Linked DNA regions of Mus musculus: all the other regions are linked to region 3. A link is a loop called in an ENCODE intact Hi-C map of the cell type or tissue named here. Cell type or tissue: heart. All regions are shown on one strand.

The links. A loop is a pair of places that touch in the nucleus more often than their neighbours do. Peaks named below come from ENCODE experiments on the same cell type or tissue, not always from the same donor. Only the 100,000 strongest peaks of a DNase experiment are listed, where the experiment ranks them.
Region 1: it touches region 3 in a loop (2.1-fold over the local background); 3 of 42 quality-filtered maps call a loop at or near these places.
Region 2: a loop joins it to region 3, with 2.6 times the contacts of the local background. A loop is called at or near these places in 2 of 42 quality-filtered maps.

Annotation. Positions count from the first base shown.
Region 1 is chr5:43,777,288-43,785,287 of GRCm38, forward strand. Fbxl5 (F-box and leucine-rich repeat protein 5) reads right to left here and starts at 4,862. Exons shown (of 11, transcript NM_001159963.1): 1 at 4,678-4,862. The coding sequence starts at 4,761. In heart, no CTCF peak of the experiment used is centred here; a DNase peak (open chromatin) is centred at 4,874; H3K4me3 peaks cover 2,485 bases; H3K27ac peaks cover 1,912 bases.
Region 2 is chr5:43,668,066-43,676,065 of GRCm38, forward strand. It overlaps Cc2d2a (coiled-coil and C2 domain containing 2A), which reads left to right. Exons shown (of 38, transcript NM_001359906.1): 3 at 581-641; 4 at 3,156-3,239; 5 at 5,627-5,750. The coding sequence starts at 603. Gm35762 (a long non-coding RNA gene) reads right to left here and starts at 3,878. Exons shown (of 2, transcript XR_376931.3): 1 at 3,322-3,878; 2 at 1-3,162. In heart, a CTCF peak has its summit at 4,183 (motif pointing right); a DNase peak (open chromatin) is centred at 4,336; H3K4me3 peaks cover 1,241 bases; H3K27ac peaks cover 1,601 bases.
Region 3 is chr5:44,220,842-44,228,841 of GRCm38, forward strand. Tapt1 (transmembrane anterior posterior transformation 1) reads right to left here and starts at 5,765. Exons shown (of 14, transcript NM_173764.3): 1 at 5,573-5,765. The coding sequence starts at 5,762. In heart, a CTCF peak has its summit at 3,614 (motif pointing right); a DNase peak (open chromatin) is centred at 5,860; H3K4me3 peaks cover 2,492 bases; H3K27ac peaks cover 2,339 bases.

The DNA of each region.
Region 1 (8,000 bases), 440 kb before region 3:
ACTTTCAGTAAATCAGAGATACACAGGCTCTGGCTAAATTTACAGATGGAAAAATTGACCTACAAATAAACTGTTTTTCAAAAAGAGTTAGTAATAAGCAACAAGTGAGGCAAGGTTAAAAAACATGGGTTTCGGAGGGAGAAAAAAATTCTCGGATTAAAATTCAGGCTCTAATTGCCGAGTGAGCTGGTAAGTTATTTAACCACTAAGACTATTTCCTCACTTTTAAATGAGGGATAACACTTGTCTTACAAAGCTCTTGTAAGGATTATAGAAATAATGTTAGTACGAAGTAAGAATCCATTAAACTCCCTTTTCCTCCCTCTCAGCTCAAGATTCAGTATTATGTCCACTAAGTCTTCCCAAATGCCAATACAGGTAATGTAGAAAAATGGGGGTACAGGGGGAAGAACCTGACCATAAAGCTACATTCAAGTTTCAGAGAGTAACCTATTCAATTTTGTGTTTACTTTCAGCCTTGCTTGAAAAACTTAGGCTCCCTCTAACTGCTTTCACCACTAATTTTTTTAGGTAAGGGTGGTTGGTGTTTTGTCTGCATGGATTTATATGCACCACATGCATATCTGATGCTAATGGAAGATAGAAGGGAACATTAGATTCCCTAGAACTGGAGTTAGAGTATTGTGAATTAGCATGTTGGTACTGGGAATAGAGCATAGGTCCTCTGGAAGAGCAACTTCTGCTCTTAGTTGCTAACCCATCTCTCAAGCCTCTCCCCAACTTTTTTGTAACTCAGGTATATATATAAATTGTGAGGTGGTGGTGGCACACACCTTTAATCCCAGCACTTGGGAGGCAGAGGCAGGCAGATTTCTGAGTTCAAGGCCAGCCTGGTCTATAAAGTGAGTTCCAGGACAGCCAGGGCTATACAGAGAAACCCTGTCTCAAAAAAACAAACAAATATATATATATATATATATATATATATAGTGTGTGTGTGTGGTGGGGATCTCTATAGGAACCACGTAACTGTTCTCAGAAGTCAACTCAGCAACTACTCCCAGTGCTTGCTGTGTACCTTCTTCTGTTTGCTCCCACTGCACTTTTTGGATTTCTGTATTAGCACAGATGATAGTGCATATGAAACTGATATGAAACTGTGATCTCCTGAGGAATAGCAATCAGGCCTCACAATGCCAATAGAAACTACTACAGGGCAGACAGAAAAGAACTAATGGAAATAAGTGTTGAGGATTAAAGGGAATACTAGAAATTGTGAAGAAAATGGAGCAAGGATTACCTACCATTTGCCTCCAATTTTTACTACACATAATCCAATCTGCAGGGTCAGTGACTTATGAAACAAGACTCTTGTTACAAAACAAATCAAAAGCTATCTCAGCTTCTGATGAAGAAAATTAAGCTGAGAGTCTTAAACCTGATTTGGGTAGTTCTGAGTCTCTATCACTATCTTAATAAGCTCTCCCCTAACCAATCCAGGCCCATGAATCCCCAGCATAAGACAGAAGCAAACAATACTTTTACTTGCTTTGCGCCAAAGGCCTGTGGTCTGCACGGCAGAGATAAAGAACCTTCCCGTAACACCTTTTTCTGAAAACAAACTAACAAAATCAATGAGACAAAAACACCAAAACAAAACAAAACATGTACACAAAACAAAAAACTATGGAGTCTGTTTTCTGTTGGCCAACTACTCCTGGGCATGGGGAGGGTGGTTGATATACCCAGTGACAAGTCATTAGAGAAACCTATCACTTGTAAATTACTACTACATCAGTAGATTCAGACTCTGAACCCACTTTCCCTTCTCCCTGCTTGTTGGATTTTGTCTGGTTGACCTTTTTATATGAGAAAATCTACAGGCAACACATTAAACTATTATACAGCAATTGTTAACATAATCTGTAACCACTAAAGAATAATGCATTGCTCAAATAATAGAACAACTGATTTGATGCTCCTAAAGAAATCATTTTATAAATATATAAGTTCAATAATGGGAATAAAATTGAAATCTTTATAGTTTCTGGACATTCAGATTGATATCCTTGACCTACACAGCTAAATGAAAGGACAAGCCTTGAGAGAACAAACCAGTCAAAACCACTCTTAATCCTTCAAGGCTACTACTCTGCCATCACAAACGTGCATTTTCCCACTCTTCACTTGCAAAGACATCCAGATTACCTTCTACTGGCCATGTTAACCCCGAGAAATGATGAAAATGCCTGTGTAGTTCTTTTTTCTCAACTAAATTACTTTGATCATAGTTAAGAAAACTGGAATTTTAGCACTCTTGATGAATATATGTGATAATCTCATTAACTATATTCAACTAATTCAGAATTAGTGATTTTCTGTACAGTGTTGGTGATAAATCAGTGGCAATTTTGACCAAAGCTATACCAAATTAAAAATGCTTTATTAAATTAGTTTATGCAATAGGGAATATTTAACTACTGAGAATAATCTTATTTGACTTGTTTTTTTTTTTTTTTTTTTTAAAGTCAACTGCAGTTTCAAAATTTATTCAAACATTCTCAAAAAGGAGACACAAAATTACTGTGCCCGGGGTGATGACAAATGCCTGTAGTTCTCGAATCTAGAAGGAAGATCAGGAGTTCAAGGACAGCCTCTGAAATACAGTGAGTTCTCAAGGCCATCCTGTATTACGGGAGATTCTACCTCAAAAACAGTATCAGAACCAAACCAACCAAAGTATAATGACCAACTTCCTCATTATTTTAAAAAAGAGACTGGGTACTACATTACAAATTTTGATTATTTGGGAAGGTCATAATCCTTTGACAATGTTAAACATCTTAAGAAATATTAGCCTTTAATCCCAGGACTTATGAGGCAGAAGCAGGCGGATTTCTGCGTTCAAGGCCAGCCCGGTCTACAGAGTGAGTTCCAGGACAGCCAGAGCTACACAGAAAAACCGTATCTTGAAAAACCAAAAGAAAAAAGAAAAAGAAAAAGAAAGACAGACACACAGATAGACAAGCCTGGTATGGTAGCTCATACCTTTAATCCCAGGCAGAGGCAGGCAGATCTCTGGGAATTCAAGGTTAGCTGGCTCTATAGAACAAGATCCAGACACAGGAAAAACAAAACAAAATAGAAGGAAAAAGAGAAGAGATATAGAAAGCACCAAGGAAGATGTACACATTGACAAAATTTCGCCCATATTACCAGGGAGTCTCTGGACTACCTCTCCCCAAAACTAGCCATTAGTCTTCACTTCATTTCCCTTTTGCTTTTTTGAGAAATTCCTGAAATTAAAGGGTAGTGCAATGAAAAAAAAAATCAAAAGGCAGGGAGATTACAAACAACACAACCACTAAATGAGAACTACCGCGAGTATACATACTCTTCTGCTCAAGGCTTAGCCAGTCCTTAAGCCTCCCCTGGGAAGGTGGTACTCACCATTGCTGGGCCCCACTCTCACTGAGAGCTCTAAACTGTACTTGACATCTGGGTTCTATGCTCAGAGATTCCAATTTGAGTTAGGGTTCAGCCATCAGGATTTTAACAGCAAGCTTGGGCAACCAAGTAGTGTGAGCCATGAGCCTATGGTCTTGGTGTTTAAAGGTCCACTGGCTTAGGACTAACTGGGTTTGAGTTTATTGGTTTGTTTGTTTTTCTTTTCCCAAAATGGAGGGAGAGGACTGTGCAGCCAAGATGCTAAGATCCTACACTTCAAATTGCTGGTCTTCCCGTGGCCTACCAGGGAAGACATTGGCCTCCTTCCTAGCACCTCTCCAGATTGAAAGACAACTCTTGTTTGCTGTTAATAGTGGTGCTAATTCCACGTAATCTCTGATAATTCAATTTATTTTTACGTTTAAGTTAATAATTACTTAACAGCTATTTATTTGGTTCACCTTTTTTGCAAAACATATGACTGCCCAGAATTTACTCATATATGATCTTCCGAACATAAAGTGACAATTCAGAGTTTTCAGCATCATTAGAAAAAGGTTCCCAACTCATCTTCACAAGAGTGCTTCTTCAACTTCGGCTACACCCATTAAAAGTCCAAAGTGAGTTCCACTGCAAGGCAACTTTTCCTAGGGGCCCCTCTCATTTGCTTCCAGTAAAAAGTCCAACAGAGGAACAAATTCTACAAGGAATAAAGTATCCAGGAAAAATAAAAACTGGAAGGAAAAAAAGAGTAACCAGGAAAGAGGAGTGCAGGTCTTCCCAGTCCGTGTACCGGGCTTGTGTACGGAACCAAACCAGTGCAAAGCAGGCAGGTAAAATAAGCCTGCTCCAGGGGCTGCAAGACGCTGCCTGTGGAGCCAGGAAGCAAGTCAAGAGGTCCAGAGAGAGGATGCAGTGTTTGCAGAGCGACTAAAAGAGCCCGAAGGGACCGGGCGAGCGGTGCTGTGGCTGCGAGTAACCGCAGAAGCGGCCTGCGGACGGGGAGCGGGCACCCCGCGGGCGGCCGAGCCGGACGGCCGGGAGCGCCCCTCACCCCGGCACAGGTCAGTCCCGCGAGCGCTCGTCCCAGGCCGCGGCCAGCGCGGGCTCCCGGGACCCCGGTGGGAAGGTTCGGGAGCCGCGCGGGTGCCGGGGCGCGGGCGACGGGCTCGCGCGGCGCCAACGCGGGGGTTGCGGGAGGCACGCAGGCCAGGCCTCCCGGAACCCGGCCGCTCCTCCGCGGCCGCCCTCCGCCCCGCGCTCCTTTACCTTGTCGCAGTAGCGCCCCACCAGCTGCTTCATCCGCCAGTGCGGGGCGGTGAAGACGTCCACTTCATCGGGGAAGGGCGCCATCGCCACTGCCTCAGCGTCCGCCTCAGCAGCCGCGGCCGCCGCCTCTCCATAGACACCCTCGCCGCGGGGCAGAGGCGGCGCGCCCCCCTGCGCATGCGCCCGCCCCGTCGGCGCGCGCGCCCGGGCGGTTCCGCGGGGCCGTGACGCGGGGGCGCGCGGGCCGCCGCCATGCGGTGCCGCGGCCCACGTGACCGGCGCGCGCGCTGAGGCGCCCAGAGCTCTCTCCTCCGGTGGGCATGGTCGTCCCTGGTCCCTTGCGTTACATCTCTTAAAAAATCGCACTGTCCCAGGGCGAGGGTCTTCAAGGGCGCTTCTCCGGGTGCCTGGCCTTGAGGCAGGGACCTGCGTGACCAGATCGAGCCTGCGTGCTCTGGACGGGCGGGCTGTGCGCGCGCCGAGCCCTCAGCCGCCTTTGCTGCCTCGTTCGGGTTTTGCTAGGCCTGGGATGCTGGCTCTGGGCCTAGCATGGCCTCTCCCCTGCGGCTGAGAGCTGGGGACCTGGCAGCCCCTCCTCACCCCTCCTGGCACGGAGCAGAGTGGGATGGTGGCCCTGGGGAACTGGAAACACCAGAGGGAGGACCAACACCTCAGATCAGGAACGACAGTCCCAGAGCGGCCAGATGAGCCTGCGGGGGTTTGGGGGGGGTGGGGGGGGCGGGGAGCCATCATGGCTGTCTAGTAGGGAGAGAGCCTTAGCACAAATCCCGCCATTTTAAGCCGAGGAGGCTCAGACAGGAAGAAAGGGCCATAAATGAGGTCACTGCCTAGAGAAAGGCCAGTGCACGTCACCTGTCCTCATCTAAGCCCTCCAGTAGACTTTTCCCAAGTATCAGAGCCGGCTCTCACCCCGTGGCTTTAGAATTCGTGGAAAAATGGGAGAAACACGGGCAAGGCTGAGAACCTGGGAAGGGTGTGTCGTTTTCTCAACAACCATAAACTTTGAACAGTAAGCAGAAGATATGCTACATTATTCACCTTTGTATTTCCTACCCCAAATTCATGTCAATGGTTAAAAGGAACCAGACTCTCAGAAAATGAATAAAAAGATACTTCTATTAGTGCAGCTAGTTCTGGTTACCTTTTGATATTAACATGCAAATTGAGCTGGAAAACAGACTCTGGAGATGAAGCTTAGGTTCATGGTTTCACCAAACTCTAGTTGTACTAACCTTGGAGAGCGACCTGACTTCTGTGTTCTGACCGCAGTATTCTCTTATGTAAAATGAGATGAGGGGAATAAATAACCTACTTCATAAGATTTTAAGGAAAACGGAGTACGTGTATTTTTGAAGTGCTAATAGGAATACCTCATCACGAATACTCCCTGTAAACAATGTTAGAGAAAACAGCTATGACAAAGGAAATTAAGACATTGCCCAGGATTTCACAAATCAGTACATAAAATTCTGGCCAAATGTATCTAGATCTGACGATAAGTTTGTTCCTGTGTACTGTATTAGTTGGAACAAAGAGGTGACTGAAGAAAAAGAAAAAGAAAACAACAACAACAAAAATAGCTTACAGAACTGATAAGTCTTGACAGATTTCTCCCTCCCTCTCCACCCCATTATTCTTCTTTCCTCTGTTCCCTTCTCTGTTTCCCTCTTTTCCCCTTCTTTTCTCCGCTGTTTAAGCAGGGCTTTGCCTCCATATTTTTAACAATTCTCAAAAGACATTTGCTAACCCCTCATTTGTTATATCCTAATCTTTCACTCTAGCCATCTTGGAATATAGACTCCGACTTCAGTGTACCAGTTACATAGAGCTATATGAAGAGATTTTCCTCAGTAGCTGGATCAAGAATACCAGAATAAAGAAAGAATGAGGGATGCACCCAGCATCCTTGTGATTTTTCTCATATTAACTATAAATACATCATATTATATATGCCTCATTTAGTAGGTGTATAACAACAAAAATAGTCACCTACAAACTGAGTTTCACTATAACCTGGATTGGAAGGATTATAGTCCACTAAGAAAAAATACAGCTACTTTGGAATTTGGCTATTTCACAGGATTTATTTCAAGGACTAAAATGAAAGAAATAAGCGATTTTAAAAAATAAGGCCTATGAGTCATTTTCCCTCTCAAGGAAGCTGTTGACATTATCCCCATGGGCCAAGTAAAGATCAGTCAATCATCTGGCTATAGATATGACTAATTCACGTTGAACTTCAGCCTAAGAGACAAGACTAACTAATGTTATACTGTTGCTCTAAGTTCCTACAATCACAACAGATTTGAATTGCTACTAAAGTCCAGTCTAGCAGGTTAGTCATCTCTCTGTGACCCCTTTAGGTATGACAACAGAAACTCTAACAGACCACCTATCCACTTATCCCCACAAAGGGGCTGGGTAATATCACTGCCATGAAAAGCCTCATTCTTGGATTGGTGACTTTTTCCCCCTCACTCTTAATCTTATAGGAAGTAAACATGAAGCGGAGGAAGGTGTCAAATTGTTCTCTGGAAAACTGAAAATACACTGACAGAAGGCATTTCCCAGAATTTCCCAACAGTATTTGTGAAGACTTGAGGAAGAATTCCTAGTCAGAATCAGCCAATTCTAAGGCATATAACTTTACTTGAGTATATGACCTAGTACTGTCCCCACCAGAGGGTTGACTTTGAAAAGAAGTACTGACAACAAGGTTGCCATTATAAAACAGAATCATGAGCTCAGTACAGTACTAGAGTTGATCATTGCCGTTATGAAAGGGAAAAAAAAAAAAGCTAATCAGGGCTAGTGAGAGCCTTCAGCAGTTAGGAACACTGGCTACATCTCCAAAAGACCTGGGTTCAATTCCTTGACCTTCATGGGCATCAGACATGAATGTGATAAAAAGACATACGTGAAGACGAAACACTCATACACATAAGTAATAACTTTTTAGTGGCCATTCAGCATCTGTTACAATGAGGTAAGTTGATTTTAGAAAGAATTTTGGCACTGGAGAAAGAAAAGATAAAAGATAGCTCATAAGTTGAAATGCAAGACCAAATGTGCTTGGGGTTTTTCCTCATTTTTATATGTAAATAGACCTCAATGCCACTTGTACGCGCACACACACACACACAGAGAGAGACAGAGACAGAGACAGGAGATTCCTCAAGCATTCACTTCCTTTGTTTTAATGAACAAAGTAGACCTATGGGACCTTGGGCTAATACCTTGCCCTCACTTCCTGTGCTGTCTCTTCCTACGGGTCTGTGGAGCAGCTTTGAGTGCTCCAGCCA
Region 2 (8,000 bases), 550 kb before region 3:
GGAAAAGATGGGCTATTTTTAACTCTGATAGGAATGAACCTATATAGAGAAAAGAAATGACTGTTCAGGCACCAGCGTGAGGGTGGGAGGTGACAAGATCATGGTCTTAGGGGGACAGTGATGGGACTCATTGACCGTCTCGAGATGGGCTGGGTGAAAGCAGAGAAGAAACCAGAGAGACCACTTCACTGTACCAAGGGGAAGTGGTGACAGGGAGTGCTGGGACCCAGTAGGGGTGGCAGGAGGTGAGGGGATTTGGCACTCTCTGTGGTCTCAGCTCTCTGCTCATTGGAAGGAGAGGATTAAAAATTAAGACGTAGCAGTCAGAAAGGGAGAAGACAGAAATGGTCCTTTGCATTCTGGCTGAGGTTCATCTGGCCAGCAGGCTGCACTTCTTCTCCTCCTCCTTCTCCTCCTCCTTCTTTCTTCTCCTCCGCTGCTGGCTCCTGTGGTCTGCAATACTTGTGAGGAACAGCTCAGCAGGCCCGGGTGTGAGCTTCCCAGGCTCTGTCCATCGAGAGCAAGAGAGACGTTGTTCACTTCACTATGCCTGACCACTTCCTTGCTCATTCGTTCTCAGTCAGGAAGCCATCACGGACAAGATGAATACCAACGACGAAAAAATGAAAATAATTTCAGAGGTAAGTCGCTGCTTGTGAGTGAGCAAGCTCTGTCTAGCAACAGGCATTTGCTCCATGTGTTAAAAGCGATGCTTCTAAAATGAACATAAAATGTGCACACACACAAAAAAAGCAATGCTCCAGATAACTTAAATTTAGCACAATCAGACAGTGGCAGGTACACTAAGGGTGAAAACACAGGTCAGGGCCTAGAAAAGCTTGCCTGACTGCTCGGTTAGGATTTTGCTGCTGTGAACAGACACTATGACCAAGGTAGCTCTTATAAAGGACAACATTTAACTAGGGCTGTTTGATTTAAATATGTGTGATCATTTCCTGCCCTGTGATTGACTGATAGGATTCTCTAAGACAGAAGTACTTGTTAGCAAAATACACACCCATCTAGATTTCAGTTCATTTGCATACTTGTGTTCATTATCATTTTCATGTATCAGTTCATTATCATTTGTCACATGTGACAAGGACAGAGGCACCTTTAGGCCAATCTGTTTGTTGAATTTAACAACTATCAGAACCCACACACGTTCTTTATCTGCCTTTGGTAAAGAAGGAAGCAAGCCTGCAGGCACCCCGGCGTCTAATCTCTACCTGGATGCTCGGGGACTTGCGTCACCATTCCATGAATCCAGCACACAGCAGCTCTCGCTGTATGCTACTGGGCCCAGCTCTGAGAACACCAATTCTAATAAATCTAATCATGTCTGACAACCTGAGGTTATGAAGGAAATCCTGTTCCTGGAGTCTCGCCATTTCTGACCAGATAAGGGAAGCCACCTACAGTGGAGACTGTGCCCACTCAGCAGAGGCCCAAGAGGCCCTTCAAACCCTTACTCCCACTTGGATTAAGGCTCAGGGGTTTGAGACCACAAGAAACAAAGCCCGGGGACACTTTTTTTTTTTTTTAGTTTATTTTTGCTTCATGTGTTTTGCTGTTTAACCTGCATGTATGTCTGTATGAGGGTGTCCAGTTGCCTGGAACTAGAGTCACAGACAGTTATGAGCACCAGGTAGATGCTGGGGATTGAACCTGGGTCTCTGGAACAGCAGCCAGTGCTCTTAACCAATGAACTGTCTCTTTAACCCCTGGTGGCACCCTTTATAAAGTCACACAGATTCACTTTAAGCAAGCTGACAGGTCATTGTAAGCCACACACACCTCTGTCTGTCATTCATTCACTTAAATAGTCTCTGGTGATCTAGTAGTGAAGAGAGCCCTATGACTTTGAGCTTGCATTCCATCCTTCCATAACTATTATGGACACTTACTTCCCCACGGACTGAGGATTAGGACAGTACTTGAAAACCAAGGATGGCTTAGATGTCTCAGAAGCTTGTCCAAAGCCCAAGAAAACTAACAATTGGACTCCGAGCCATGCTCGTCCTCTTGGGCATCATCCTCTTGATGATCTCTAACCTACAACAGTCCTTTGCTAGCAAGTCTGGGGAAAGGAGTTAGGATGGGGCCTCTACTCAGTACTCCTGTTAGACAGAGCTCATCACAAAAACAAAAGCTAAGCCACACCCATTCTCTGGCTGGGATCTCAGCTCCCTCCTCTGGAAGTGACCTCCATGTCCTAATCCCAATAGCTAAGGAGGAGGGGGAATGGGGAGATAGGAGAACGTGGATCAGCCACAACACAAGGTTTCTACACTAACATCCAAGTTCTGCATTCCAATTCTGCTTCAGTGGATTTAGTGAGGCAGTAGGAGAATCGATGAACTTGTTGTTGAGATTGTCTCACTTTGGAACTCAGGCTGCCCTTGAACTTTCTGGGTGGCCCAGGCTCGCTGCCTTAGCTCCTGGGTGCAGGGATCACAGGTGTGTAATACACAGCCAGCAAATTTAAAGTGTCTCATTCACTCAAAAGTGCCGATGCCCCTATTTGCAAAATTTCATAACTCAAAATGTCAAGGTTTGAGCACGTCAGAGATATTAGCTCTAATATCTTCGGTATCAGATGTACAATGCATAACGTGAAAAGAAGAATGCGACCTTCATTGGCCTTTTACCTGTCCAAAGAGATCTGCCAACATTCCCTGTGAGTTGAACTTTTCCTGCTAATTCAACTTACACTATTCTTTCCTTTTTCCTTTACCTGCTACTCAACTTAGAAAGCAGTAAATGAAATCCCACACGTGAGTCCATGCCGGTCCCCACTTCTCCATCTGTCCTGGAAGCTTCACTCAATACTCACCTTTCTTAATGAGAGTGGGGACCACAGTGTATTGCCCTATAACATCAGGACCTGGTACACAGTAGGTGCTCAATAAATGTTGAAAGTATGAATGAGCACTTGTAACAATAAAAATAGGAGCCTTAGTACCATCCCATCCCACTTATTTCAGTTAGAGGAGAAGTTGGCTAGAGCGTACCTATTCTGAGAAGAGTGGCGGGTAGGTGGCCACTTAGATTTTGTTTTCTGTCCCTTTGCTAACTCTGTGGTGGTGAGAACTGATGTCAGGGAGGAACTCGATACCTCAAGAGTCTTTTCTTCTCTTTTCCTTTTGACAAAGGACTTCACTGGAGATGGTGTGGACACAGAGGCGGGAAGACGGAAGAAGAATTCAAAGGTGCGAAGACAGCAGAGAAAGAAAAAGGTGAGAGGTGATGAGAACCTGTGTCTGTCCGGGCAGAGTGTTACTGATCCACATCACTGATGGACAGACGGCCTGCGCTCACCTCTGGGGAGCCACACAGGATACACCTGTGATGGCTAATCTTGGCTGTCAGTCTGACACTCGTGGGATATCTGTGGAGCCTTTGCTTGTTTAATAATTGATGTAGAAGGGTCTGGTCCACTGTGGGCAGTGTCTGTATAGTAAAGGCAGGTGATCAAGAGCCTGGCAGCAATACAGTAAGCAGTACCACTCCCTCCACAATCTCTCCTTCAGTTCCTGCCTTTGGGTTCCTGCAATGAATTCCCATCTTGACTTCCCTCTGTGATGATCTATTACCTAGATGTGTAAGATGAAAAAAGCCCTTTTCTCTTCAAGTTGCTTTTGGTCACAGCAATAGAAACTTAACTATTATGGCCCAGCAGAAAACATCCCTCTTTGGGCTTACTCCTGGAAGCTGTGGGGCAGGGATGTGTCTAATGTGAGATGCTGGTTGTCGGGCTTATAGAGATGGTACTCAGAATAAAGCTATGACCAGTATTAAGAGCTTGCTTCCTCTCTCTCCTCTCTTTCTTGCTTCCTTCTTCCCTCCCTCCTTTCCTTTCTTTCTTTCTCTCTCTCTCTTTCTTTCTTCCTTTCTTCCTTCCTCCCTCCCTCCCTCCCTCCTTTCCTTCTTTCTTTCTTTCTTTCTTTCTTCCTTTCTTTCTTCCTTCCTTCCTTCCTTCCTTCCTTCCTTCCTTCCTTCCTTCCTTCCTTCCTCCCTTCCTCCCTCCCCCCCTTCCTCCCTCCCTCCCTCCCTCCCTCCTTTCTTTCTTCTTTTCTTTCCTTCTCTGTGTTATCCTGTCTCTTCAAGTCTAGGAAAAAGGAAAGCAGCTAATTTGAGTATTGCCACTGATGGCCATAGACTATGGTGGGCGGTAGATGGCAGTGCAGGATAACAAATCTTAAGAGACTCCCTCTTTCTCCTATCCCGAGTCCCAAATTTTCAGCCAAAGATTAACTCCTGTCTCCCCAGCCTGCAGCCCCTGTTCCCCCACCTCTCTGCAGGAGTTCCATTCCTCCGCTGGAAACATCCCTGTAAGGTAACTCAGTTCCCTTATTAAAGAGCTGCTCTCCTGGAGAAGAAAGACAAGAAAGGGGCTTGTTATGGACTCGCCTGGAGTAATCATTAAGCCAGCCTGGGAGGGAAGGAAAGGAAGCGCCATTTTGAATTAGCAGTCATAAGACGAGACTAGACTGCCGGCTGAGGGCAAACAGACCTGGGCGGTGGAGAGAGCACTGGAAAAGAAGGGGACACCCCACCCCCACCCCCACCCCCATTCCAGCTCCTTGCAGCACACTTCCTGCTTCCCAGGGAAAGAGGGGAGAAAAGGACCCTTCTACCTTTCCTGCAGGCTGAATGCAGCCTGGGGAAGTGCGCTGGGGACAGACGGGAGCTGCAGCAGCGCCATGGGGCCACTCTCTGGCCACGTGCCTGAAGTTTTTACCCATTCTTACCAGTTCAGCCTGTTTGTTGCTCTGCAACCCTGGGCAGGGGACCCTGAGATGTCAGATAAAAAGTGTCTTTGAATCACAGAGTGAACAGAGAGCGACCAAATAAAGCTGCCTGGCATCCAGGACCTAGTAGGAGAAAGCCACAGGAGGGATGTAACAATTCAGTGGCTGAGTTTCAGAAACCCGAAATGAACAGGCACACTCCCGTTCATTTAGCCTGCTCTAGAGCCTTGATGCCGACCAGGGTTTTTATTCAGATGTTCACATCCTTTAGAGTCATCTAATCTATTTCCATCTGAATTTCTATGCTGCAATTCTTTGTGTATAACAATGAGTTCAGAGAGAGAGAGAGACAGACAGACAGACAGACAGACAGAGTATGGTTCCCCATTCATGGCAATGCTTTTACAGAGTAAGTGGTTACAGGCTTGCCCAGAGTTCACAGCCAGGCTGAATTGGCTGTGAGCTTTATTCGGTCTGGCCACACAGACATCCATACCACCCCTGCTTCCTCAAGACTTTGATGAAGATACTATAGACTGTCCTCAGGTGCACCTAGTGTGGAAACAGAATCAGCCCAGATTAGCCAGAGAAGCTTGAACAGTTCTTTCCTGTCGATCTGGAGCTGGAGATGAAGTGTTCTCCTGTGATTCCTACATAGCTTAAAGTTTTGGAAATTATCGTCTTATTTGGGGATGTCTCAACACTATGGTGGGAAGACCGTTAGTAGCAGCTCAGGCTGATCTGAGCAAGAAACCACAGTCTATAACGTGGATGGTACTAGGGCCCATCCCTTCTAAGGTACCCACCACTTCTTAAAAGGAACTGAGCCAACTAAACTCCTGATGTCTCAGAAACCTCTGATCTATTCACAGCCACCCGCCTCTCCCCCTGAGGAAATGGTGTCAGACAAATTCCAAGATGGTGGGCAGCAGGAAGTGGTGGAGGAAGAGCCCGAGACCAACCTCCTGAGCTTGACAGCCCGGCGGGGGCCCCGGAGTGAGTATCTTGGTTTATTTGGCTGGTAGTTATTAACTGCCAACCACAAGCTCAGCACTGAGCAGCATGAGGCTTGATTTGGAGCATTGTTTTTAATGTATGACCAGGAGCAAGGCTGCCTGGATAGGACAAAGCTAAAGGGAATATAGTAACACACAGAGGTTGAGTTTTGGAAGCCCTTCTTGAAGGGAGCTTCACCCACTTTACTGCAACTCTGTGGTACAATTTTTTAGGGTAGCATCAGACTAGAAGCCAAGACAGAGCGTTTGGGGGCTTCTCTATAACCAGGAAAGGTGGCTAGTAGGAAGTGAAGTAGAAAAGGCATGAGTAATGTCAGACATGTCAGAATTCAAAGGGGAGTGGCACAGAGGAGACACGAAGCAGAAGAGGAACCCGACTGAAGAACAGAGGTGATGCCACTCACCCTTTACCCCACTGACACCCGTCCCCTGCACACGAACTTCCAGGAAGCTGGGGGCTGGGGGCTGGGGGAGGTGGCTCAGTGGGAAAAGCTCTTGGCCTTGCAAGTGTGAAAACTCAAGTTCAAGTCCCCAGAACCTGTGTAAAAGCCATGCATAGTATCACATATCTGTAACCCCACTACCCCTATGTCAACACCTCCTATGGGAGGTGGAGGCAGGAGAATCCCTCAATGCTTACCATCCAGCTAGCCTGGCACACACACAGGCAAACGACCAAGAGACCCTGTTGCCAACAAGGTGGAAGGAGAGGACAAACCCCTGTGGTTTATAACGGGCTCACAGAGACAAACTCATACCTGCACTCAGGCACACAGATTCGCGTGGACATACGTACATACACAGGAGGACTTTTGTTTTAAAGAGCCTCCGTCTGTCCTTGGACTTTACAGCATTTGTTCTTCTCCATACAGTGAGCATCGTTCATTGTGAGCCCACTGTAGACAAGGGAAATGTGCTGCATTCTTCCAGTTACACTCTTGTAATGTGGCAGAGCTTGAAAGTAGAGTGACTGTTAGACATTCAATGCCTTTGGAAGCTGCTGACCTAAGTCCAACCCTAAGAAAAGTGTGGCTCTGACAACTGAAAGAGTCATGGTATTAGAGCTGCTAAGAATCCCAGAACAACAGACCAAGATTGAGTCTACATAGCTGTGCCTTTGCCTTTATCAGCTTGGGATGCCCTAACTAAATCTCATAGATTGCATGGCTTTATTAAAATTCAGAAGCTCACTGAATTCATCACAGAGGATCCTTATTACCAGATGGAGTAGACTTGCTCAAGCACAGTGGGTGACTCCATGGCTTTGAATTAGCAACTGGGCAAGCGAGGCTGCCATCTTCAGGGAAACAGGGCAGCAGCAAGGACATGTGTGAGGGCTGGTGATCAGAAATAAAGATGCAGAGGACGAGATGTTCCTTGGTTATCCAGGTGGACATGGTCTATGGATGTAGGACTCTGGTGGAGGGAGTGAGAGACTGGGACTGGAGAAGGCTTCCTCACCCCTCCATGGAGAGTAGTCCTTTCTCCCACTCCATCCTGTCCCCTGAGCTGGTTTCTTTCAGTACACACCTCACCTCGTGGGCATGTGCCTGTGAGCTGCTGGGAACAGACTGCTCTGCTAGGGCAGAGCTTCCTCGTGTGCATTGTGTTTGCTCTGCAGATTGTGCCATCCTTCGGTGCACAGAAGTTTCTAAAGTTTGATGTAGCTCCAGTAATTGGTTGTTGACACTTTTGTATTTGGTGTCATTATCCTAAAGATCATGGCCCAGTTTAATGTCATAAATCTTTTCCCTTATTCATTTTGAGTTACTTTTTGCTTATTGGGTAAGGATCCAATTTCATATTTTATTAATTAATTTAATCATTTACATTGTTGGGTGGCATATGTGTGTCCACAGCGCACATATGAAGGTTCCAGGACAACTTATGTGAATCATAGAACTCAGGTTGGCAGGTTTGGTGGCAAGTGCCTTTTCCCCTGAGCCATCTCACCAGATGCCAATATCATTGTCTTGTCTTGGGACATGGGTTTTCCCAGCTCCAATTGTTGACTAGAGATGCTTTCTTATTGACTGGTCTTGGCACATCTGTTGAGGATCATTTGACCATATAGCCAGGGATTTATTTCTGGATTCTCCGTACTATTCCATTGGGTTACATTTCTGTCTTTATGCCACTACCATGCAGTTTTGATGACTTCAACTTTGAAACGAGTTTTGGAATTAGGGAATGTGAGACCTTGAAGGTTGTTCACGTTCAAAACTGCTTC
Region 3 (8,000 bases):
ATATAACCAAAATTATATTAGATTTCATAAATAGGTTATGATATAAACAAAAATGTTTCAGTAATATTATAAATACAAAAAAGGACTGTGTGAGAAAACTACCTCTAGAAAGGCAAGAATCTTGGTGTTAAACACAAGTTAGATTCTTAACTGCTGAGCCATCTCGCCTGCCTCACCACGTTCAGTTCTTGGTATAATAGTAAACAATGAAAGTGTACTCTTTAAGTACAAACACTCAAAACTATAAAACAGATTCTATAGCTATGGCTGTCTCCAAGTCACAGAGAGGCAGAGGACATCGTCTCTAAGGCAACACCAAGAGTAAGCAGTAGAGCAGATTCCAAGTTCTAGCCAAGTGGGTGCTTTTCACCGCTAGATTATATATTCCACTGCTGTTCTTTCTTGAAGCAAGAACTTGCTATGGAGTCTTGGCTGGCCTATATAGATCTGGTTGGCCTCAAGTTTACAGTGATCCTCCTGCCTCTGTTTCCACAGTACCAGAATTACAGACATGAGAAACTATGCCCAGCACTAAGTACTTTTAAAAACAGATATCTGCACATTTTCTGAAATGTTTAGTATTCCATCAGTCCCCGCTCTCTGCACTTCCACCGAACCTGGGTTCTATGCAGCCACCCTAATAGCAGACTCTGCTATAAGACCATGAACCAAGTACCATGTATCTTATTTTTCCAATGCCCATCTCTGAGTAAGCTCTAGTGTAACACTGTCTCTGCACACAACCAACCCCATGCTAATAGAGCACAGAACGGTTTTTAAAGGTACAGTAAAATAATAATGACCAAAAGCCCAAGCTTCACAGGATAAACTATCTCAAAGCCTTTGCTTGCTTCCATATCAACAATTCATAGAGATAAGACCAGATTTAACAGATGGGATCCTTGCACTCTGAGGCAGTTTACAAAGTTCTAGTGTTCATTCCTTTATATAACTCTAATAACAATTACAACTAAAAAGGAGGCACAAAAAAGATATTCACATAATACAAATGAAGAAACTGAGAAAATTAACAGACCCAGTCGAAACTCATTTAAAAGGACAAATGTCAGAGTAAAGACCAGAACTGACCTGTGAAATGTGCTGTGCTCTTCTCTCACTATAATTACACCCAGTCACCCACTGTTATTTTAGAGAAAAAGACCTGGCTGGAATATGCTTTTCAATCATGCCACATGAAGGGGCTTCCACTGCCTTGGGCCTGACCTGTCAAGCGATCTTGCTGTTTGTATGGATGCCCCCTCTCGCTCCTGTTACACCCTGGAGAACTCTGTACTTCCTAATGAGATATTCAGCACACCAGTGCATGGTGGCTTTGCTAAACTTTCTCTGGTATTCTATAGACTTATCTGACTTTACTTGTCCTGTGACTTCGGGTATAGTCTTCTGAAAACAGAAGGATTTTACTACTGAATTATAAGTGTGTCTATTAGAAGAATGTGAACATTAATAAAAGTAAAATAATATCCATCATAAGTGTAAATCAATTCCACCAGTATAAAATCAATATTCATCTACCACAGAAACATTCTGTAATCCTTTACCTTTAATTGAGAAATAAGAGTATAAATTCTTTTCCTTTACTCCTGAAATAAGAACTATTAGTCTTACTCATCCGAGACAGCTTACTTTAGAAATCAGAAGCTAGGATCAAAAACTATTTATTAAAAGTAGTGAGTAATCATACATATATTTATATATTCAGCAATATGTCTAAATATATCTTTCTTAAAATAGCACTGCACATTAAAAAACCAAATTGGAAAGGAATACTGGTTGACTGCTAAGAAACCATGAAACAAGCTTGTCTCTGGCCTTAAGGAAAAGAAGTGTTTACAAAGTTTAACAAGGTATCTAAAATAGTAAATGAGCCTTTCTTACACGTAACAGGCATACTTTTACACAGGGAAACTAGGAATTAACTTTTCTAGGAGACAATACAATAGGAGTTTTGCCTTTCTAAGTCAAATGTAAGAAAAAGAGCCATTTTGCATACTATATTCAGCTTCTTGAGGCTTTTTGTTGGTTTCTTTGCTGGGTTGTTTTGGAGACATGGGCTTTCCATGTAGCCCAGGCTGGCCTTGAACTCAGGATCTTCTTACTTCTGCCTCCCACCCTTTAAAAACCATTTATGGTCTCCTTTAGGATAGTAAAGAGCAGAGCAGTCATACGCTTAGAGACAGAAGAAGGTCTCCAAATGGAAGGCACATCTTAACGCTAACAAAGCAAAGGATTAACAGTGTGATGTGTCAATAATCCTCCAGCTGGCTTAAAATTTCAAATCCACAGACAGTAGAATGCAAGGAATAGGAATTGTCTGAATTCCATTGACAATCTCTGTGGGAACTGCCAACAGAAAACCAGTTAGCTTTTCTGGGTTTCAGGTTTTCTTTCTTCTCCTGGAGATACAGCAAGATGTGTAAAGGCAAGGAGAGAAACAAATCAGACAAGAGTTGAGTTCCAGAAGTCAAGTCATCATTACAAAGAGAACAATAGTGACGGCATTGTTCCACCACAAACAGCACGGTGGCCACACCTGACATCAGGCCTCTCACTTTACAAGCAATGCTTATCTGCTCACCTCCTGCGCTTGCCTTACAGGGAGCTGTTTCATGCTCATGGGAAGATGTCATGCTTATCTTACACCAAGGTCTCCACGGAGAGGAAGACAACTAAGTTAGAGACTTATTTAGTACTGGCTCGATGAAGCAGAGCCAAGTGGATTAAGCAAGCAGTCTACGAAGTTCAACAACAGAACCAAGTTAAGAAGACAGAGTTCCGTATTCTTAGTCCGACATGGACTTGCTCCTCATTGACTGCTAGAGCTATACATGGCTATGCAGAATCTTTCACCTAGAACCCTGCAGACGAGTCAAGAGGGGAAAACGCAGGAACCGGATGACAGGCATTGCTTAATCTGATCTATGTCGAAAAATGCAACGTGACATGGCAGTAATGTTAAGAGCACGGTGAGAGCGCAGTTCTTGGCGAGCACTCTTCCCAGAGTTCCAGCTCAGTCACCACACACCGGGATGAACCGGCATCCAGCTCTAACTGTGTTAAGGTGAAAGTACTAGTATTTGTCACACAATTCATGCATTAAAAAAAATGCTGCTGAGGATCAAATGATAGCAGTCTGCAAAGAAACAAAAAGCAAATATAACTGATATAGATGAATACATGTCGTATGTATAGCTGTATAAATATAAAATATTTACATATTTTCCTCAGCAGATAAATTAGGATGAACATTAAACACTACAGCATTTTATTTTACTCCAAGTGTGGATAAGTACCTTACTCTATGCTCATGTAAAGAGAATACTAAACTGCTAGGACCCACCAATAAATGTCTTATAAAGGAGCTCTGAACGCCTTGGGGAAAATGATAAAAGGGACATTGGAACTAAGTGATGGTTAAGGCCATCAAGACACTAAGATTATGACTTCCAAAAGGAACGGCACAGACTGCCCCAGCTTGCAGAGGGGACGACAGGGCAAGTACACAGGAACCTTTACAGAGAATGGACGATTAATACCTTAGTGACATAAATGACTGAGAAAGATGTTTCCAGTCTGACACTAGGTGGTGCCCTCTGGCCCAGACAACCCGTTTTCTATTTCTTGGTAAGGAGGCAAAGAAAGAAAACAGAGCAGAAGAGAGAAGCACTTGGGGGTGAACAAAAAGAACGCCTGGATTTCTAAGTGAGTGGGGATGCCGTGGCCAACTGCAGACCCAGTCACAGGTAGACATGCATCAGCAACAGTGAGAGCTTCCTGGCTCTTAGAACAGACACCAGGGGTCAGAAGAAGGTGGTTCACACCGAGTCCACACAGGAAAACCACTGGCTGGTACTTCTGAAATGTTCCTGGGATGCCTGCCTAGATCCCTAATGCCATCTACCAAAGCGGGAGTAACCACTATCTTTTCCCTCATACAAGACTGATGGAAACAAGGAGGGCCACCCCAATAGCCACGGCTTCATGCCGGCTCCCTAGTAAGGACTTTCTGCCACTGCAGGTTGAAAATCCAGGTTTAAACCTGTTAAGTATATGATGCTCAGTGCACTGCCTCTGTGATGAATGAGTGTGTGCTATGATGTTAAATTTATACAAGTCCAAGTATCCAGCTCAGCCCAGGGGTGCTCACTACTTCAAAAGTTCAAGGTCTGTGTTAGTACCAGGGAAGAATAAATGCACTTCACTTCAGAAGTTCAAGGTCTGTGTTCACCAAAGGCTCTGCACAGCTTCATTGTCTTTCTTCATGCAAACAACATAAAGGCTTTCCTGAAGCTTGAAAAGATTTCAAAGAAACCGTAGTGAAACCTGGTCGCATCTATTTGCTTGCCCTAGTCAAGTCTAAGTGAACAAGCGGCTGAGAGATTGAAGACTTTGGTTTACTTAGGTATTGCCAATTTAGAAAGCAAACATTCCTGCAAGCAAGTGTTTAACTGACAACTAAACCAAATAGAAAATAAAGGGGGAAAAAAAAAACCAAACAAACAAGGCACACAGCTGGTGCCTGAGTTTTCAAAGATATGGAGACTGATGCAAAACTCTATGTCCAATTCTGAGAATTAGCAAGTCTATCAGGATCTATCCACCAGTCTTACAGACTTTTAGGACTCCTATAATTTCAATACCCATAGTGAATGGAGTCAACCTTATAACTTGAACGAGTATTTATATAAGCTGCAGGACCTTATTCCACTGCATTAGCTCAGAATAAGTTGGAAGAAATGTCATCAAGTTGCTGTCCAAGATCTTGGATCTACGATGCAAGAATTAAAATGCAATCACTATTATACCCAATGAAACGGCCAAGCCAAAACTTTCCCTTTTGCTTCCGGGCTTAATAGAACGCTTCAGTGTAAATACCAAAGCTGTTAAAAGTTCTTAATAAGATCCTTGAACACAGGGGATTGTAATATTTTAACAGTATGCTTCAGAGCTTATGGACAGTAGGGCTTAAAAGTGGTACGTATTTTCTTGTGTGACAAACTGTTTCTTCTGGCTTAAGTTTTAGTTTAGGAAAACTCCACATGTAACATTTTAAGGGGTGCCGCACATTTCTGTTTGAGAGAAAACTGCTGAACTTCACGGTCACGACCACACTGTCAGCTGAGTCTACGAAAAATGGATTCGGCGGGCAAGTTAACAGGTTTCCGAGACTCAACTTCGCATAAAACCATAGGGGGAAGAGTCACCTCGGCATTGACATCGCCTAGAAAGCCCTGCGTTTCCCATTTTTGACCTCCTTCGGATGTGGGAGATGCCTGTCACTGTTGAGGCCGGTCGCGAACTCTCGGGGACCGGGGACCGACGATCTCCCGGGCGCACCTGGCTCGGGGATGGCTGCGGGAACGTCGGGCCGCGCGCACTAGCCGCCGGGGTAGCTGTCACCGGCCGTGGGGACATGGGAGCCACCGGAGCCGCGGCCGCTCCGCGCGCAGAGGGAAGGCGCTGGCGTCCCCGCCACCACAGCCCGGTCGGCCCCTCGGTAGCCCGCCGCGGCCTAGTGCCGCCCGCCCGCCCGCTCGCTCGCTCGCCTCACCTGCGCGGCCGCGGCGCTTCTCCCGCCGCCGGTCGCTCTCGTAGAAGCCCAGCGTCTCGGTGTGTTGGGGCGCGGGCCCATGGCCGCCACCACCCGGCTGCTCCGCCTCGCCGCGGCCGGTCCGCTCGGGGCCGTCCGCGCCGCCACCGCCGCCTTCTCCCGGGGCGGCCGCGTCGCAGACGCCCGCCATGTTCCGAGAGCCACACACTGTCCCCGCCACCTCCCTCCAGCCGCCCGCCCGGCCTCCGCCTCCCGCCGGCCCCCTCGCCGCCTCGCCCCGCCCCTCGCCCGGGCAGCCGCCATCCGTAGCCCGCCGGCCGGCGCGCGCCATTGGCGTCAGCGGCGCGTGGGAGGCCGCGGTGGCCGCCGCCACGGCCGCCGCCATCTTCTTCCTGCCGTCGCCGTGGCGCGCGGCGGGCTCTGCGGACCGGGGCGCCGCGCCGGGCTCCATGCCGCCGGGTCGCGCGGTGGGGGACGGTGGGCGGCAGCGGGGCTCGGCGTGGTTGTCCGCGCGGCCGGAGCCCCTTGTGCCCGTGCGGTGGCCGGAGTGCGCCGGCGCGACCCGCCTGGCCTTGGCTGCACGGCGACTGGGGCCGGGCTCCAGCTCTGTGGCTCCCGCCGGCGCCGACCCGGTGGCTCTGCTGTCTTGGCTGCATCTCTCCTGCATATTTATGATCGTCTGTCACATTCCCTGTCCGTGGACAGTGTCCAAAGCCTAGCTCGGGGGAGCGTGCCAACAGGTGGGGGACTCGGCCCGACGGGCAAAGTGCTCGATGCGCCTAAAGCGCCGGGGACATTCTGGGTTGCCTTTCGGGAATAGGGTTATGTGACTGCGGGTGGCAGCCAAGGCGGCCTGGTTCTGTCAGATTGTCACCGCTTGCCGTGAGACTTGTGACCCTTACCCCCTCACTGGTAGTCACGGATAGCCGCGCTGAGACCAACGGATGCTCGCTGGGTGCAAATGAATCCGCCTCAGCCTTGGAAGACCTTCACCTGGGATTCCTACATTCTTGCTGTGCGCTCCTGTAACGCACGCGGTGGCCCCTGGATTGCCTTCATGCCCACTTCGGAATTAACCTGCATTGTGGCAACTTTTTAAATGAGTAGAAGCATAGCAAATACCTCTTCACTCTCTAAACTGCCCTACACTTAAGCCGAGAAGCGATGGAGCAGGCCTAGAACATCCAGGAGAGCCTTAGAGATGGAAAGCTAGATACCCGATTGCAAACTCCGCAACTTTTCTGTACTGTACTGCAGCAAGGCCATTTGACAGTAGGGCGGGATGAAGGGATAGGAGGGTTAAAGAGGAACTTGCAAAGTCCAAGAAATCCCAATCCCAATTCAATGTAAACTTTACATTGTGGAAAACCAAACACTGCAGAGAATATTATTTAAAGTCAGTTTGGTTTTATTTGGTAAAACTGGATCTTAAAAACAGTGCCCTTGACAAAGCTCCAGCATCATGAAAATCAAAAGACACAGAGTTTTATATACTGTAAGGTTTCCTCCAACCTAAGTTTATTATCTGTGTTCCAAATCTTAAATAGTCAAAGAAGGGAGAGGGGCCCTGTCAGGGTTGCTATTTAAAAACTCCTGTTTTAAAATGATATTGCTAGAAACCTAAGACTATGTCTTTCCTTTATAAAGATTATATTTGGTTGCTATTTATATGTTCCTCAGAGATTTTCCTGGTTCGATACTATCAAACCCCAAAATAAGGAAGCATCCAGAAAGCTTGAAGTTAGGTTACAAATAACCTTAAGATGCAAACACCTTACATAGTACAGAACGTTTAGTTTTGTGACTTTGGCATGGATATATTATAGGGCAAAAGGGTACTATTTCTCTTTTGTGACAAGCTGGAATACTTTATGATGTTTTTAGTTTGCCACTATTAAGTGAATTAATCTCTTGATAGCACATGCAGCATATCTTTTAACCCTAGGTTGTTTGAAATGAGTGCCTCTCACTTTTCTTGAGTAAAAACAAAAACAAAATAAACAAAAACTCTAATGAAAACATCCGTCATTGTGGAAAGACCTGGACTCTCTGACTTTCAGTGTTTGACCAAATGAGCAGAGGTGAGCCTCTTTCTGCTCTATTTCCCCTACCATGAAATCACATTTGGGCCAGACTGCAAGGACCTCTTAAACCATCACAACTATGCCAAAGTGTATGCATTCCCCATTTTAGATCCTTGTGCAATGTAGTTTAAAAAGCTAGATTAGCCTGTTGATATTATCAAGATTTATAGGAAATGTATGAAATCCTTAACTAGAGTCACTTTGTACCTGGTCTAAAACTTGAAAAAAAGAAATGAAAGCACAATAACTGTACTGATAACACATCAAAGATTTCCATAGCTCTATGTGCCCTCTTTCTTTTCTCTGCACTCCTTTATTTGTTGATGTGGGAGAACTAACTGGTG